Regions from separate parts of the Homo sapiens genome. Here region 2 is linked to region 1. A link is a loop called in an ENCODE intact Hi-C map of the cell type or tissue named here. Cell type or tissue: GM12878. All regions are shown on one strand. Each heading gives the region's core, and the rest is flanking DNA. Links, peaks and the distances in the headings are about the cores only. Region 1 overlaps LINC00158 (long intergenic non-protein coding RNA 158). Region 2 has its middle 240 kb from the start of LINC00158.

What was found. A loop is a pair of places that touch in the nucleus more often than their neighbours do. Peaks named below come from ENCODE experiments on the same cell type or tissue, not always from the same donor. Only the 100,000 strongest peaks of a DNase experiment are listed, where the experiment ranks them.
Region 2: a loop joins it to region 1, with 2.9 times the contacts of the local background. A loop is called at or near these places in 1 of 110 quality-filtered maps.

The regions. Positions count from the first base shown.
Region 1 is chr21:25,391,400-25,400,154 of GRCh38, reverse strand. The region is part of intron 4 of LINC00158 (long intergenic non-protein coding RNA 158); the gene reads left to right. Among named protein-coding and RNA genes, the nearest start is that of LINC00158, 36 kb to the left of the region's middle. In GM12878, for the core only: no CTCF peak of the experiment used is centred there; a DNase peak (open chromatin) is centred at 3,734; H3K4me3 peaks cover 611 bases; H3K27ac peaks cover 2,745 bases.
Region 2 is chr21:25,184,452-25,193,206 of GRCh38, reverse strand. No RefSeq gene overlaps it. Among named protein-coding and RNA genes, the nearest start is that of LINC00158, 240 kb to the left of the region's middle. In GM12878, for the core only: no CTCF peak of the experiment used is centred there; DNase peaks (open chromatin) are centred at 4,326 and 6,786; H3K27ac peaks cover 621 bases.

The DNA.
Region 1 (8,755 bases), core at 1,394-6,393:
GCTTTAAGAATCTGCTTTGTGGTTTATTTTACTGTGACTGAGCTGGCACCCAAGTTGCAAGACAAAGTCCTCTGTATTCCTCCCTCTCCTTTCTGCAAGTGGAAAAAGTTTTTCCTGGAGCTGAAAGCTGCGCTGCCTGGAGTTGGGGGAGAGGTTGACACAAACAATCCCTTAGCCACCACAGCTGGTGTTTCACTGGGTTGTAGGTAAATCAAGCCTAGTGGCTTCAAGCTCAGCACAGCACCAGGAATGTCCTTGTGAAACCCTTGTGGCCTGATTGCCTTTTTTTTTTTTTTTTTTTTGAGATGGAGCCTCTCTCTGTTGCCCAGGCCTGAGTGCAGGGGCGCGATCTCAGCTCACTGCCAGCTCCGCCTCCCGGGTTCACACCATTCTCCTGCCTCAGCCTCCTGAGTAGCTGGGACTACAGGCGCCCGCCACCAAGCCCGGCTAATTTTTTGTATTTTTAGTAGAGACGGGGTTTCACCGTGTTAGCCAGGATGGTCTTGATCTCCTGACCTCGTGATCCGCCCGCCTCGGCCTCCCAAAGTGCTGGGATTACAGGCGTGAGCCGCTGCGCCCGGCCCTGATTGCCTTTTAAATTTATCCTGGGCCCCAGGCCCCTGTAGTCAGCTGGTAGCAGAGCTAGCTGGGTCTCAAACTCCTACCACTGGGACACAGCGTTCCTCTCTGGCTGGGGTTGGTGTTTCCTTCAGAATTCAGCTAAGTGAGCACTGGCTTGTGTTGTGTTCCGTTGTGACAAGGCAGCCCTGAGTTCCAATGCAAAGTTCCACAGTCACTCTGTTCTCCCTCCCCCAGGCACACAGATTCTCCCTCCACTTGCTGCTGCTGGAGGGTAAGGGAGAAGTGCTGTATACAGGGCAGGCCTGCCTTTCCTAACCCCATCGGTGCCTCTTTCCTTGATATGATGTCAGAATCAGGTACTGTGATCGTTCACCTGATTTTGGCTTTTATGAAGGTGCTTTTTTGCTTGAGTAGTTTTTCAATTTGGTGCTCCTGTTTGGGAATAATTGCTGGAGGGTTCTATTCAGCTATCTCATGACTTAAAGGTTGTCTGTTTAATTGAAATTAAATGTTCTAATATAAATCCAGCCCAAGGAAAGTACAAATTTATTTCAATTAGCATTTTTGAGGACTATATGAGAACTTTTTTTTTTTTTTTACTTTACATATGTCCTCAATAGATATATCAAGCTTGTCTGGGTGCAGAATTACCAATGGAATAATCACTTCTGTTCGACTACTATAAAGCAATTCCTACACCAAGAAAGTTGCCCAGGATTTTTGTATGTTTTTAAGCAGGTCCTTAAAAAGGGGGTCACTTCCCCTTTTGTAGGAGAAAAGAGCAATAAATATATTTAATGTTATACTCAGAAATATGAACATAAAGTGTAACTTCATGGATCCTGATTCTAACTGCAAATAATTTTCATTCTTCTGTGGTCACAACGCAGATAATCAGTTGTAATTGGAGGTCACGGATAAAAGCTAATCCTTGGCCCAGCCTGCTTATTCTCTCCCACTATCTGTATCTTACCCTCAGGCCCTCTGTGTCTGCTGCTCTTCTGTTACACTCAAGGTCCCCATGTAGACTTTTATTTAAGCCAGCAGTGTGTGGATCTAGAACTTGAAACCATTCATTTTTAGAATACAGTGATGCCTCAAGCCTAGATGAAATAACTGCTTCAATTAAATAGCGCCTTAAATGATAATTTGTGTTAACCCATATGCTATTTTAGTTTTTTTAGTTGAAAATAAATTTGTATGTATTTATGGTATAAAATATGATGTTTTGAAATATGTATGCATTGTAGAATGGCTAAATCAAGCTAATTAGCATACTGATAGTAAACTTTTTTTGTGGTAAGAAAATTTAAAATCCACTCTCTTTGCTATTTTCAAGTATTCAGTACATTGTTTTTAACTAGTCATCATGCTGTACAGTAGATCTCTTGAACGTATTCCCTCTATGTAACTGAAATATTGTATCCTTTGCCCGATTCTCCCCTCTGCCCTCAACCCTGGGTAACCATCATTCTAATCTCTGCTTCCATAAGTTCGACTTTTTTAGTTCTACATTTCAGTGAGATCATGCAGTGTCTGTCTTTCTGTGCCTGGCCATATGCCTTTTCATCTATGTTGTGAGTGGCTCTCACCAAATCAACAGCGACAAATTTAAACTAGGGAAATAGATTGCCAAAAATTACATTTGCTTTAAGTTTAAATGGGCAATGAACCATACCTAAATAAATAAATTAAAAAAAATCTTTTACACCAAGGGTGGCTACAAATATACCTAGAATAGTCAGCTCTAACACACATGGTGTTACTCAGAGTGATGTAATACCCCTTTGCTGCCTAATACATTCTTGTTGTCTTTTGACCTGTTAAGAATAAACAGTATATGGCACTCACTTGTGCTGAGCACTGTTTCCCACCTCTCATGTACCTTGACGCCTGGGGATAAACCCTATATTCGCATATCGCGCCTTCCATACCCACCTGTACCCTACATGCGCCAGGTAGAAGTGTTTCCATTCTCCCCTCTCCAATGGACTCTTTTCCCTGGTTTGGTAGCTACCTTTCCAAATCCCATCAGAAGATACATGTTTTATTCTGGCAAAACATATATTCTAGAACAAGTCTTCAAATCTCATTAAAGGCCACTCTTTACCCCTTATGCCTTAGTCCAGTTAATACCTTCATTAATGATTTTTTAAAAATTCAATGATTAGAAACCTTTTATCCTTCTTCCAAGGGAAGACTTTAGGACTTAACCATTAGACTTCCCTCATAAATATCTCATTCCCTATGAGGCAGGCATCTAAAAGCTTATAGCTAGTTGGATTTTAATTTGAAGGTTAAATTACAAACAGATCATTCTCCCTGAAATTAGTTAAGACTCTGTTTGTATAGAATAAAAAATTAATTCCGTAAAATCAGATATTAGATTGCAATGCTTTTTAGAATATTTTATACAATTATAAGATGATTATACATCTTAAATTCAGAAACAAAAGAAATGATTTTTAAAAAATGGAATATATTCTAAGACTATTAAAAGATTACATTGCAAAATCAATCAGAAATTTCAAATATACATAAAAACAAAGATGGCTTTCAAATATCTTTCACTGGAGATTTTAAAGTAAAATAATTCTCTGAAGGAGATATATATATATTATGGAATCAATTCATTCCAAGTTTCTAAAATTTTAAAAATCCATTTAATCTCTATCTCTTCTGTGTTATAATGTAGAATGTATTCATATTCAGATTATCTCTTTAAGTGGCCTACTTGATTTAAAGGAGAAAAATATAACCTAGGCATTGCGTTGACTGAAAAGATATGGCATTTTAAATGGCATCAAGATTGCAATTTCTACAACATTTATGATTTTCCTTTTGATTTTACAGCAGCAATACTGTAAAAGGTTTAATTTATTTCTCAGATTAGCTCTTTGGAACTGAGAGATGAGATGAGGCCTGGAAAACTTCCCCCAGTACAGTCAAGTTCCTGTTGACTAATTCTGTGACCACCAGTGACAGTCTTTGAGTCCGTGAGGCAGAGTTGCGGCAGCACAGGCTTTGCTTGGAGTTGGATGGTTCGCACCCTGCTTGGCATGGTTTCTAAGAGACATCCTCTGAGTGGATGAGGGGAGAATCCAGCAGGCCTCTAGTCACACTGGTACGAATAATTTTGATGGTGGGAGATGGTGGTGTGAGTGGAGGGTCTGTGGGTGTGATGAACACCTGAATGACTCATGGGGAGAGGGATGTTAACAGGACAGATGCCACTTGCTGTAATTTTCATATGATGTGTTTGGAAAGCCCCCTGCATGGAGGAAAGATAGATCGAGGTCCCTTTCAAAAGTGCTCCAGATGAAGAGGCATTTCCACTTTCAGAAACCCTGAGAATCCCCGAAAGAACCTCTAACTAGTCATTGTACTGGAGGCCGCTCCTCTATTCCGAATACTGCTGTTCACTGTCCCTCTCAGCAAACTGTACTGCTCCTATTGCAACCTGAGTTTAGGAAGACTTAAAGCTATGTCAACTGTTTATTTCTCTCCTTGGAGAAGTACCTGTGTCAGCTACCCAAGGTTAACGTCTCCACCAGGTTCATTATTTTATATTTTAAATATATTTTAAGATCAAAAGTGTTTGAAGGACTTGCTTTTTTCCCCATGATAAAGGTAATAACTCCTCTCTATAAGAAATTTGGAAAAGTAGGCTGGGCGCGGTGGCTTATGCCTGTAACCCCAGCACTTTGGGAGGCTGAGGAGGGCGGTTCACTTGAGGTGAGGAGTTTGAGACCAGCCTGGCCAACATGGTGAAACTCTGTCTCTACTAAAAATACAAAAATTAGCTGGGCGTGGTGGCAGTTGCCTGTAATCCCAGCTACTCTGGAGACTGAGGCAGGAGAATCGCTTGAATCCGGGAGGTGGAGGCTGCAGTGAGCCAAAATTGCACCACTGCACTCCAGCCTGGGAGACAGAGTAAGACTCCATTAAAAAAAAAAGAAAGAAAGAAATTTGGAAATAAAATTATTTATAATTCCAGTCAATCAAAATAAACCATTGTTAATTTTTAATTTTTTAGATCCAAACTTTCTCATTTCACACTCTTTGCCCCATAAACACTTGTCTCACCCCTTTTGGTGTTGGGTTTTTATTGTATAATTATAACTTCCTTAAGAGTTATACATGCTTACTCTTGATAACAGGTAAATGAAGACAAGTACATAGAAGCAGAAAAAATACAACCAATGTTAACATTTTGGTGTATTTCCCTAATAATGGTTAAAGAAAAAAAACTCAATGACACTTTAAAGTACTACCATACTTCAAATAAACAGGCAGTTTATCCAGGACCATTATAATATGGGGACCATTGCAGCGGGATTTTTCCGTGGGGAGAAAGATTGGGCTTAATTCCAAATACAGTATTGGCAAGAGGGAATTTATAGCCAAGGTGCAAGGCGGGAGTCATGCATGAAAAATTGCTAAGAAATAACACCAGGAGTAAGCAGGATTCTGGCCAAACTGAACTAATTAGATTCTTGCTGAGGATAGACCAGGATGATCAGATATCATCTGGGGGATGGTGGAGGGTTAGGAACCTGATCAGATATCAAGGATGGAGGGTTCTTGCTAAAGTTAGCAGGGTTCTTCTAAAACCGTGTTTTATAAGAAAGTGCACAGATAGGCCTCGGAGAACATTCACAAGCTGGACCAAAGTTTGGTCAAGCACAGAATCTTTGTCACAATCATAATTCATAAAAAGTTTCCTTTTTAATCAAAAACTTTTAATAAATGTCACTTATGGAAGCTGAATGAGATAGAACATTTTGAGGATCCATCCAAACTATTTTTCTTTTTTCTTTTTAACATCGACACACAATAACTGTACATGTTTGTGGGGTACATATTGATATTTTGATACATATAATATATGGTGCTTAGATCAGGGTAATTAGCATATCTGTCATCAAGCATTTATCATTGCTTCATATTGGGAACATTCAATATCCTTCTTTTAGTTATTTGAAACTCTACTGTTAATTATTATTCAATATAATCATCCTACAGTAGTGTAGAGCACTAGAACCTATTCCTCCTATCTAGCTTTTTAATTTTGTATCCTTTAACTTTTTAAAAACAATGTCCCCTACTTTGGGAGGCCGAGGCAGGTGGATCACCTGAGATCAGGAGTTCGAGACCAGCCTAGCCAACAAATAATAATAAAAAAAAAATTAGCCAGGCATGGTGGCGTGAGCTGTAATCACTGCTACTTGGGAGGCTGAGGCAGGAGAACTGCTTGAACCCAGGAGGTGGAGGTTGCAGTGAGCCAAGATTGCGCCATTGCACTCTAGCCTGGGTAACAGAGCAAGACTCGGTCTCAAAAAAAAAAACAAAAGGCCCCAAAGTGTTTCCAGTGTATTATTTTCTGAGGAAACAAAGCACATGGATCATCTTGGAGGAACCTGCATCCCAGAGTGGCTTCTGCATAATCCTGCTTCCCCTCCCTTCCCTTCATAGGCTGTGACCTCAAACCCCACCTCCCTGTTTCTTCCAGAGAGCCCTACCTGTCACACTCTAATGAACACCTGAAAAACCTTTGTTTCATGTTGATTTTTCCTCCAAATTCCTGCAAATATAGATTTCCCCCAAATGTACAAAGATTTACAGAAAGAAATGGTAATTTGTGTTTTTTTATTTATATATTTCCATTTTATTTTTGTTTTCATTACACTCTCTGCCTTATCTGTAGTTCATTAGCAATATTCCAAAACACAAAAAATAATAATTTTTCACATATGAGTATTGAACTACTAAGGGCAAGGCACATACCAGATGCATTTTCTGCTGTTGCTAAGCAATAAGACTGAATGAGTGAGTTGTATTTATGTTATCTATTAGCAAACGTTGAAAATTCCAGATTCCCCTCTGGAGTCCAGATTTGACTTCAGAATCTAGAGAACCTCATCATTGCATCATACAGCACACACAGAATAAGATGAGGGCAACAAAGATCCCATCTTCCAGCTGTTTTGGAAGAATCACAGGTGCAAAGAATTTCAAATTATAATCCTTCAGCTTAAAAGCTTTTGTTTAATTTTTCCAAATAACTGCATTTTCCCTAGATTTATTAACAAAAATTTACAGAAAAAGTGGTGTTAGTAGCTTTTCACTAACCATGATTAATGCAAGCAAAATAATTTAATATTTTAATTACACTTGGAAAAGTAATGATTAATTGATCTAATTTTCTACACGATTAATAAAGCATTGCATCTACTATATTAACGTGATTTGAGATGTGTTTTTCCCTCCTTTTTCTCTCTACCTCTTTCTTTCCTTCCTTCTCTCCTTCCTCCCTTTCTTCTTTCTTACTTTTCTTCTCTCCTTTTTTTAACCTCATTTTATCCCTCTCTCCTTCCTTTCTCTTCTTGCTTCTTATTTCCCTTCTGTCCTCCTACCTTCTCTCCCTCCCATCTTCTCTTCTGCCTTTTTCCTCTCCTTCCCTTCCTTTTCCCCTCAATTTCTTCCTTTTTTATTTTGTTGTTTAGTTTTTTGAAAAGGACCTTTAAGTCATAATATTAATGTGTGCTATAAGAGAGATTTCTTACATTATTGAGAAGAGCTTGGACATTCTAAATTACCATTTCATCTATCATATTTAGCCCAGATTCAAATAAGTGTATTTCTTTTGAATAAATTTGTTTTAAAATAAGTGCATTCCAGGCTGTGCACAGTGGCTCACACCTGTAATCCCAGCCCTTTGGGAGGCCAAGGTGGGTGGATCATTTGAGGTCAGGAGTTCTAGACTAGCCTGGCCAACATGGTGAAACCCCGTCTCTACTAAAAATACAAAAACTAGCCGGGAGTGGTGGCATGCACCTGTAGTCCCAGCTACTTGGGAGGCTGAAGCAGAATAGCTTGAACTTGGAAGGTGGAGGCTGCAGTGAGCCGAGATCACGCCGTTGCACTCCAGCCTGGGTGACAGACCAAAACTCCGTCTCAAAAAATAAATAAATAAATAAATAAATAAATAAATGAGATAATATCATTTGTTGAGGCTGTAGTCCAAAGTCCAACTTCCAGAAATCTGTTATCAAATCTGGAAAAGGTAGAGACTTGGAGGAATCACCAGACTCTGGAGGGAAGCAATCTCTACTCAGACACAGAGAATGTTCCCCTAAAATGCCTCCCCAATTCTGGTAACCTGAGGATACCAGAAAATATCTTGTGCAAATGAGAACCAATCTGTTTGGCATGGGTGCAAGCACAGGAGAGGAAGGCCAAGTTTGCCCCAGGTACCTGAACAGGGAAATACTGAGGGTTCCTGAAAACAACAAAACAAAACAACTCAGCCATCCTCTCCTCAGAGCACTGAGATCTACAAACCAAGGACCCCAGTGGTGTGTCAGACATGACCTCTTCAATGGCTGAGACATCCCTTGGTACAGTCTGGCTTGCAGCACTAGTCAGAGTTCATCTTCCTGCTGCCCTGGTTTTGATTCTGTTTTCTAATCTTTTCGGCCTAGCTGAATCTATTATGGGTATTCATGTGTGATTATGCTATAGCTGCTCTTTTGCTAATAGCAGACTGGCCCTGTTGATCCCTGGCAGAGTCTCTTGCTCTCGTAGCTAAAGCACTCCAAGAAATATGCACATAATTCTAAGTCAGTGGCAGTGGGAAGGGAGAAGTAGGTTTGCATTAGAGAGATCAGGAAAGTTGAGTGATCAGGATTTGGTAATAAATTGGGTGTGGCCGTTACAGAAGAGAGAAGAGGCAGAGCTGAGCCTGGGTCATGGTGTTTAAACTCTTGTTTAAAGCTAAAGATACATTTTTGCCAGAAAAATCCAGGTATGGACATTTTGCCTACAATATCAGGAGGCTCACAGAAGCTTTAGCCATATGTTAGAAACCACTCTGTAGAGGAAAATCCTAGAGGTTGGATAGGATGACCTGAAAGATTCCTTCTGCTTCCTCAATATTTCAATAGTTATAGAACCCAAATATCGGTATATTTTTGGGCCTACTGGTAGCTACAAGGAAGTCAGGAAGGGGAGCTGGTGCTTTTGTGAGGCACTAGGAAATGTAGGAGGGAAATGTATTTTGTTTTAGACCTGGAGGTTGAAGTGCTGGGAGGGCATTCTTGGGTAGATGTTGAGTGGGTTACCAAAGGCATACTTTGAGAAAGTGTTTAGAGCATTAGATCTGCACTGTTGA
Region 2 (8,755 bases), core at 1,974-6,973, 210 kb after region 1:
AAAACAGGACAAATATAGTTGTTCATAGAAGAGAACTTAGGTTTAAAATTCAGAATCTTGAACAAAATTCAGACAGGCAGAATTATCTATGGATTGACATCCATCCAAATTCAAGATCAAAATTCAAGAGGACTGGGGATTATGCAGAAGCAAGTAATAAAATAAAGCAGATGCCACTCCACTCATAGAGCACATCAATATTTCCCTTAGCCATACACAACTAATGATTTCATAAATTGCCCAGTGAGAAAGGCATGGAAATTGGATAGTAAAATATAATCAGCTTATCTATAATTTAAATGTTACTGTATTTACCCAGTAAACATTTCTTCTAAAATTCACTGTTTGAATAATTCTCAACTAGTCCCAATTGCTTCATGAAATTCTTATGAAGGAACTTCTAAGGTACCTTAAGAAATCTCTAGTTGGGCTATAAAGAGATTACCTGAACTGAAGCAGATTGTGTTATGTAGGTATGAAGAACCAGTAAAGAGCAGTGTTTACCCAATGGAGGCTGCTTGGGGTCTGCCCCTGCTTATGTATCACCTTTTTACACCTGCATGGACTACATACACAAATATGAATAAAAATACAGTAAATTTGAAATAACTTAGCGCATTCATTTCCTATGGCTGCTGTGACAAATTGCCATAACTCAAATTGCCATAAACTCATTATTCATAAACTCAAATGAAAACAACACAAATTTATACTCTAGAAATCAGAAGTTCAAAATGGTCTTGCTGAGCAAACACCCCATTTTTGGCAGAGCGCATTCCTTCTGGAAGTTCTAGCGGAAAATTAGTTTCCTTGCCCTTGGTAGCTTAGAGGCCACCTGCATTCCGTGGCTTGTGGTCCCACTTTTGGTCTTCAAAGCCAGTGGTTTAGCATCTTCTAATTTCTCTCTCTGCTGTTATCACTTAGCCTTTTTTGAATCTAACTCTACTGCCTCCCTTTTAAATGGACCCTTGCGATTATATTGGGCACATCCATTTAATACAAGATAAACTTCTCATGTCCAGATCCTTAATTTAGTCATATTCGTAAAATCCTTTTTGCCATGCAATGTAACATTCACAGATTCTGGGTATTATGATATGAACATCTTTGTGGAGACATTTTGCAGTCTACCAGACTTAGGGAATTTTTCTATGATTAGAGAAACTCCTGCTTATTACAAATATCTGTGAAATTCCTGTCATACCAATTTATTCTCAACCATGTGAGTGGCGATGGGGGAGTCACTCTTCATAGCATAAAATTTAGGCCAGGTATGGCGGCTCAAGCCTGTGTAATCCAAACACTTTGGGAGGCTGAGGTAGAAGGATTGCTCAAGGACAGGGGTTTGAGACAAGCCTGGGCAACATAGCAAGACTCCATCTCTCTAGAAACAAACGAACAAACAAACAAAACTTAGCCAGGATGGCGGCATGGACCTGTACTCCCAGCTACTTGGAAGCGAAGATGAGAGGATCATTTGAGACTAACAGTTCGAAGCTATGCAAGTTATGATCTTGCCACTACACTCCAGGTTTCTGTTTCTTCTCTCTATGACTCTTCTCTTCATATTTATTCTCAGGATTCCTCCAGTTATGAACATCTTGATTATTTTCTATATTCTATTTTCAAACTCTCAGAGACATACCTATGGCATGCCGTGACATCAGGGAAAAATCTTATCTCTAAAAAAAAAACAGTAACTTAATATATAATAGACAATAAAACACATCACCTGAATAATTGATATTTTCAGTGGAAGCCCTGATTTTTTACTCTGACTCAAATGGGGGAACATTAAGGCAAGATTTCTTACTGCTCTGATCTCAGTTATGATGACTGATATATGGAAAAAGGCAATGACCAATGCAGCCAGGTAGAACATGAGTCATTTTATTTTCATCTGTGGGATCTCAGACATTCTGAAAATCACTGCTGACTGGATTAGATGAAGACAGAACTCAGAATCTGTGGCCCTTTGTTAAGGAGATTTTGAAATATAAGCTTAACTTTGTAGGCTAAAAAATAATTACTCTTCATATTTGTAAACTTAAAAGTAATGTTAATAATCTCTTTGCATCAATCAATGCAATGAGTCCTGAGTAAAGATTTTGATAGGACAACAGAAGAGAGTTCTTGACAGATAGAGCTGATTGAAAGTACATCTCATACTCGAATAATTACCTAGCAATTAAAAGATCTGCATATGCCTGTGGCTTCTGGATTTATTTTTTATTGAGCTAGAAGTCAGGCCGAGGCAGGTGGACCACGAGGTCAGGAGTTCGAGACCAGCCTGGCCAGGTTGGTGAAACCCCGTCTCTACTAAAAATACAAAAATTAGACAGGTGTGGTGGTGGGCACCTGTAATCCCAGATACTCAGGAGGCTGAGGCAGGAGAATCGCTTGAACCTGGGAGGTGATCGTTGCAGTGAGCTGAGATCATACCACTGCACTCTAGCCTGGGTGAAAGAGCAAGATTCTGTCTCAAAAAAAAAAAAAAAAAAAAAAGAAATAGTGTTGGGATTTGTAGCTCTTGACACTATGGTGAATTAAATAAATTAATGACAGAGCTCTAAATGAAGCTTTAGAAGTTTCCCAAACCTTTTTCCAGTTGTAATATGATTTTATTTAGGTTTGCATTTTAGAATAGAAGACAGTTCTCATGCCACAAATATTTTTATTGATCGCCTCCTAATTTCATTTTGCAAAGTCTTTCTTTTTCTAGTCCACAAGTATTCAGGCACAACTGTATATTGGCTAATCCTTGATTCAAAACATATCATTTAGATTTACTCAGGCTTGATGCCTGACTGAATCTTCTTTAGATATTCTTCTCCACATCTCTCTAATTTTGCTTTATCTTTTGAATGAGTGCTTCCCTCATTTTGAGTAGCTATCCTATCATTCTAAAAATGGGATTTATGTTGGAGCAAAAAGAATTGGACCAGTACTTTGGGGCACATTGAAAATAACACTCCTGTGACAGACTAATAAGATTAATTTCCATCTCTACCAATAAGGGGAAATTGCCAGTTTTCACCTTTGTGACCAAGCATCACTTTATGATGTCCCAAATGCCACATTTTTTTCTGCCTTTGTTCTAACTTATCTAACCACTAATAAATATATCTTAAAGGAGGAATAAAAAGAAAGCTCAGAAATTCAGTGCAGACTTTTAAAGTCAGCAGTTGCATTTATTAATCTGTTTCTCTAAGCCGTTCGGGTTCTTTTTAAATTTAGTATTCCTTTCCTATGTCTTGTGTTTATATTCGTATTTTACCTGTTTATAAAAAAAGTTGTTTAGAATAAAGGTATCAAAGCAGAAATACAGATATAACTGTATTATGTTGATACTAGAGTCAAGCCAGTTTCTAAGTGTTTTATATGCATTATCTAATTTGTTCTTTACAAGAACGCGCAGAAGTAAGTGCTATTTTTATCTCCACTTCATAGATAGGAAAACTGGAGTCCAGAGAGATTAAATGTTTTGCCCAATGTCATGTAACTGTCTGTTGGCAGAGTCAGGATTTAAGTATAGCTATGTCAGAGTCCAAAATTGAGCTTAACCACTATGACAGATAGGCCTCTTGAAACACACTAAAATAATACATGTAATTAAGCATTAGGTTGAACTCTAGGCTTCTTAAAATCAAGATAAGATGAGAAAACATGACAAAAATTTCTCTTATTTATTAAAAGTAATCATGACATTTCTTTAAGAAACGAACAAGTTATTTTGCTACTAAATTCTATTAGATACTAATTATGTAAGACTTTATGGGGAAAATAATATTCAATAATTTTAATATATCTTGAGGCATTCTTTATATAACTTTTTCTTCTTCACTAACTTTCTTTTTGGAAAACTGCATAAAGACATAAGAATTTATAATATATGTATAATATAAACAATATACAATAAAATATAAAATATAATTTAGTAAAGTAGTTATGAGTATAGTCTACTAATCAATCAATTTGAAATAAAAATGATCTTGAAAAATCTAAAGGGTTGAATAAATAGTACTTGATCATCTTCTAAAATATCATTTCATTGGCAAAGCTGATGAAATTTTCATTTTTTGAGGCGACATGACTTTAGACTAGTCGATACTCTTTGAATTCTATAACCTGTAGGAGCTACTGTTAATGAGCTCTCATGGAAGCTGAGATAACACACTGGTGTTCTCACTAGGAGAGCGGACCAGCCACCTTGGCACAAATGAATGTGTAGGAAATTCTGAGGGGTTTTCCAAATAGCCGCTTTGCATATGCTTTTGAGTCTAGAAAATGCTTGTTTGAAGCATCAGAGCTGTGATCTAGGGAGATGAGCAGGGCTGATTATGACTGGATATGTAGAAGTGCACTTAGCTCCATGGATAAACTTTGACCACAGCAAAACCCCATACTGCTATTTTAGAATGATTGTGTTAATAAGAAGACTTTGGTTACAAAGGCCAGAGGTTACTGTACTCATCAGAGGTTGCATTTAGAAATGAGAATTATGCCAACTAAAGATTTTCATCACAGTAGCTGGGGAGGGGTGTCGAGCTCTGGCTGGCTGATTTGTCTTCAGCCTACCCATCCATTTATGTTTCTTCAGGAACCTGACTCAGCTCCTCTCTCTGATTGTTCTCTTTATATTTATTCTTAGTATTCTTCCAGTTATGAACATCTTCATTATTTTCTGTATTTTATTTTCAAACTCTCAGAGACATACTTATTGGGATAATTTAGTCACCAACTTCCCTGACAAGCTGAGTGTTTATTGAAGGCTCTTTTTTTAAGGCAGTTTTGATTGCTTATTTGTATTAGTGTCCTAGGCCTGCTGTAACAGAATTACCACAAAATTAAATTGTTTCTGGCTTAAGACAACAGAAATTTATTCTTTTACAGTTCTGGAGGCCAGAAATGCAAAATCAAGGTGGTTGGTGGAGTTATATCCCTTGGAAGATTCTAGTGAAGAATGTTTCTTTGCTTCTTTCAGCTTCTGGTGACTCCGGATGTTTCTTGCCTTATAACTCTAGTCTTTGCCTCTGTCTTTACATGACCTTCTCTGTGTCTGTGTCTTCCTCTCTTTTGTCTCTTCTAGGGATTCATTATAATACTTAACACTTACCTAGATCATCTCAGATGATCTCATCTCAAGATCCCAAACTGAGTTATATCTGTAAAGATACATTTTTCTTTTCCTAAATAAGATTACATTCACAGGTTCCAGGGGTTAGGATGTGGACATATTTTTTTTGCAAGGGCCACCGTTCATCCCATTGCAACCTTGTATGTCCTTGGGCTGGGTGCTCTCCAATGGCCCCCTCACTGGGTGGGTAGGACAGGTGTAACCCATGGCCTGAGCTGCCAAGGGAAAAGCCAAGTACTGTTCCTCTTATGCAGAAATTGTGGTCAACCATCTTTTAGGACAGGTGACTAAGGACTTATTTGCAAAAGTAAAAAAATATCCTATTGAATTACTGGAATTGGGTGGAGGGGTATCTCACTTGCTATTACCATAATGACTATACCCACTATTATTTCCTCATCTCTGAAGTTCCCTTTTTCCTTTTTCAACTCCCTTCAATCAATCTCTGAGAGAGGTGGGGGGAAATACAAGGATGGAGTCCTATTATTCTTGACTTAATCTCTCACTTTTAAAACAAGGTATAAAACGTTAAACAAACAAAAAAAAAAACACCTAACATTTTCTTTGAGACATTGATGCTAAGGAAAGCCACAAATACCTATTTTTTGAGGCAGGGTCTCACTCTGTCACCCAGGTTGGAGTGCAGTGGGACAACCATAGCTCACTGTGGCCTCAAACCCCTGGGCTCAAGTGATCCCTGCCAAACCCCCGCCTCAGCCTCCCCAGTAGCTGGGACTACAGGTGTGCACCACCATACCCAGTTAATTTTTAAAAATTTTTTGTAGAGACAAAAATTTGGGTCTCACTATATTGCACAAGCTAGCTAGAATTCCAGGCCTCAAGCAATCCTCTGGCCTCAGCCTCCCGAAATGCTGAGATTACATGTGTGAGCCACTGTACCAAGACATCAAAAATATTTAAAATAGGCAAATACTTGTAGGGATACAGAAAATTATTCTACATAAAGTATATTGTATGAGCATGTTCTTTTGATACTCACAAAAAAAGACAGAGATAATACTATAACCTGTAATATAAACTAGAATTTTAAGTAAATGTTTTTAATTGTTATACAGATATAGGTAGCTCTCATGAGGTCCACCCAAAATAAAATGATAAATACATTGTTTGTGGAATTATAAATGGCTTTTAACAAGGTTCACAGGACAAATGTAGATGAACATAAAATCTTGATTTTATGAAAAGAATAGTTTACTAGTTTTAAATATTGATGTCACAGTTAATCCTAGAATCATTATCACTTAATTGACATACTTCCTGCTCAGGATGTCAATGTTTTTACATTTGCAAATTTAGGTTAATACAAAAATTTAATGTTCTCTTTGCTTAATTATATTAGGTTCTCAAACTTGATGTGAAGTTTGTGTACTATAAAAAGACATGTAAGTAGCAGAAAAATCATGCAAATGAAGAGTAAGGCTCCACATTGAACCTATTATTAGATAGGTAATCTAACCCCTGAGGAGATTCACTTGGTAGCTTTCTAGTTTTATTGTATAGTCTATACTAATAATGTGTATTTCTTCAGGAAGCAGATTTGAATGTTCTCATTATCTCAAATACACTGCTAACCATGTTGCACAAAAAAAAAAAAAAAAAAAAATTCTGGTCAAGGACCAGCAGCTATGATCTTGGCAGGCACAAGGTTTGGCTTGTGTAACACATTGAACATGATCAATGGTGCATGCAGTGGGCTTGCCAAAATCAGTTTGCTGCAAGTTTTACACATAAGTTGGTTCTTTAAGTGGTGTAGGATTATTTGGTATTAATTCTTCAAATTTGAAAAACAACCCACCAAGAAAAGTCCAATTTTACCAAAACTAACAATGCCTTACTCAAGTGGAAACACTGATGTCGTATTCAGATAGACACAATAGAAAATGAATGAAGTTTCTTTTCTTTGTTTCTTTTTTTTTCTTTTTTTTGAGATAGAGTCTTGCTTGTTGCCCAGGCTGGAGGGCAGTGGTACGATCTCCACTCACTGCAACCACTGTCTCCTGTGTTCAAGCAATTTCATCTCAGCCTCCGAGTAGCTGGGATTACAGGCATCTGCCATCATGCCCGGCTAATTTTTGTATTTTAGTAGAGACAGAGTTTCACCATGTTGGCCAGGCTGGTCTTGAACTCCTGATCTCAGGTAATCCACCCGCCTCGGCCTCCCAAAGTGCTAGGATTACAGGTGTGAGCCACTGCACCCGGCCAAGAAAATGAAGGAAGTTTCTTTATGAGACCATCCCTCTTTCAGACAGCAGTCATGTAATTGTCATGAAGAGAAGCACATGCTCCTCTCTGCCATGACAAAAGGCCGAGACTCTCATTAATAAAAAATTTGCACCAACTTATTTAGGTGAAATTTAGGTGGAGTGGAGGTTGAGACAAAATTTGCCTTTATGTTACCTAAGTCAAAACTGTAGTCTTCCTGCTCTTGCCTTCCTTCTCTGATCCTGTCTAGGAAATATAGTTTTCTAGAAAAGACATCAGCGCATGGGACATTGAACTCATATAACTGGGCCCAGAGCTGATTTCTACCTACAGCCGTGGGTTGGTTGAAGAACACTGTAAATCTCTGAACTTTAAGTGAGCAGATACCTGCAAAGGATATCAACTTAGTACAGTGCTTCTTAGTATGTACAAATGCAATGCTTAGAACAATGTATCTCCTTTTGGATTTGGCAGGAAATGCTTTGCTAACATTGCCATGGTATTTTGCTTGGCTGTTATTTGTTTTATTAAAATGTTTGAACAGTCTTTATAAAGTAAAGCTTTTATTCATCTAAACATGGCACAAAAGAACCTGGTGATATCTGCTTTTGGGAACAAAAGATTTTAAAAAGTCAGTTGGAAGAAAAAGAAATACTAAATCTTCGAATATTACGTATAGAATTTTCCTTTATTTTTCTGAACCTTTGAATTCACCATTTTAGTTATAAGTACAAAGAGAAACAGAACAGAAAAACTGAACGCCCAAATAGCAGGGTAGGGTGAGGGTCTGAGGACAGTTAATGTCAGTGAAGTCAAAATTCTATTTTCCTCCCTCCAAGGTTTTTCATTGAACTTTAAATAGCAGCGATGCAAAAATCAGCTTTCAAATTGTCAGCGACAAGGCGGATCTGGCCATAATAAAGGCTGTAACCTTGATTGTCAAGCCTGCTGGAGACAGTTGCTGGGTCTGTGAAACTAACTCTGGAATAAGTTTTTAACAAAGGTGGCCACTGTCTAATGACTAGAACCAAAGAGACAATAGTGAACTTGAACTTGATTCTTAAAGACACTTTTACAATTGTAGGGGTGGGACATAGCACTGAAAAGTTCTAGGAAAGAGCTATGGACTTCATTGCTGTAATCCCATGTAATTAATGCATTCGATGTGAGAGCAGAGCTGGTAATTAAACATTGAAAAGATTACGTTTGGTCTTTCCAAGGGAAATGATTGAAAGGTAGGCAGGGCATCTTGGCCCAGCCAATTTGAGAACCATATAAGAAAACACTGAAATTCAAAGCAGAAGGAAAGTAGAATTTAAGTCATATGGACTAGACTGACAAAATGAAGATTAGAATGAGCTTGAAGGTTTCTTTGGCACTTAGAAACAAAGACCA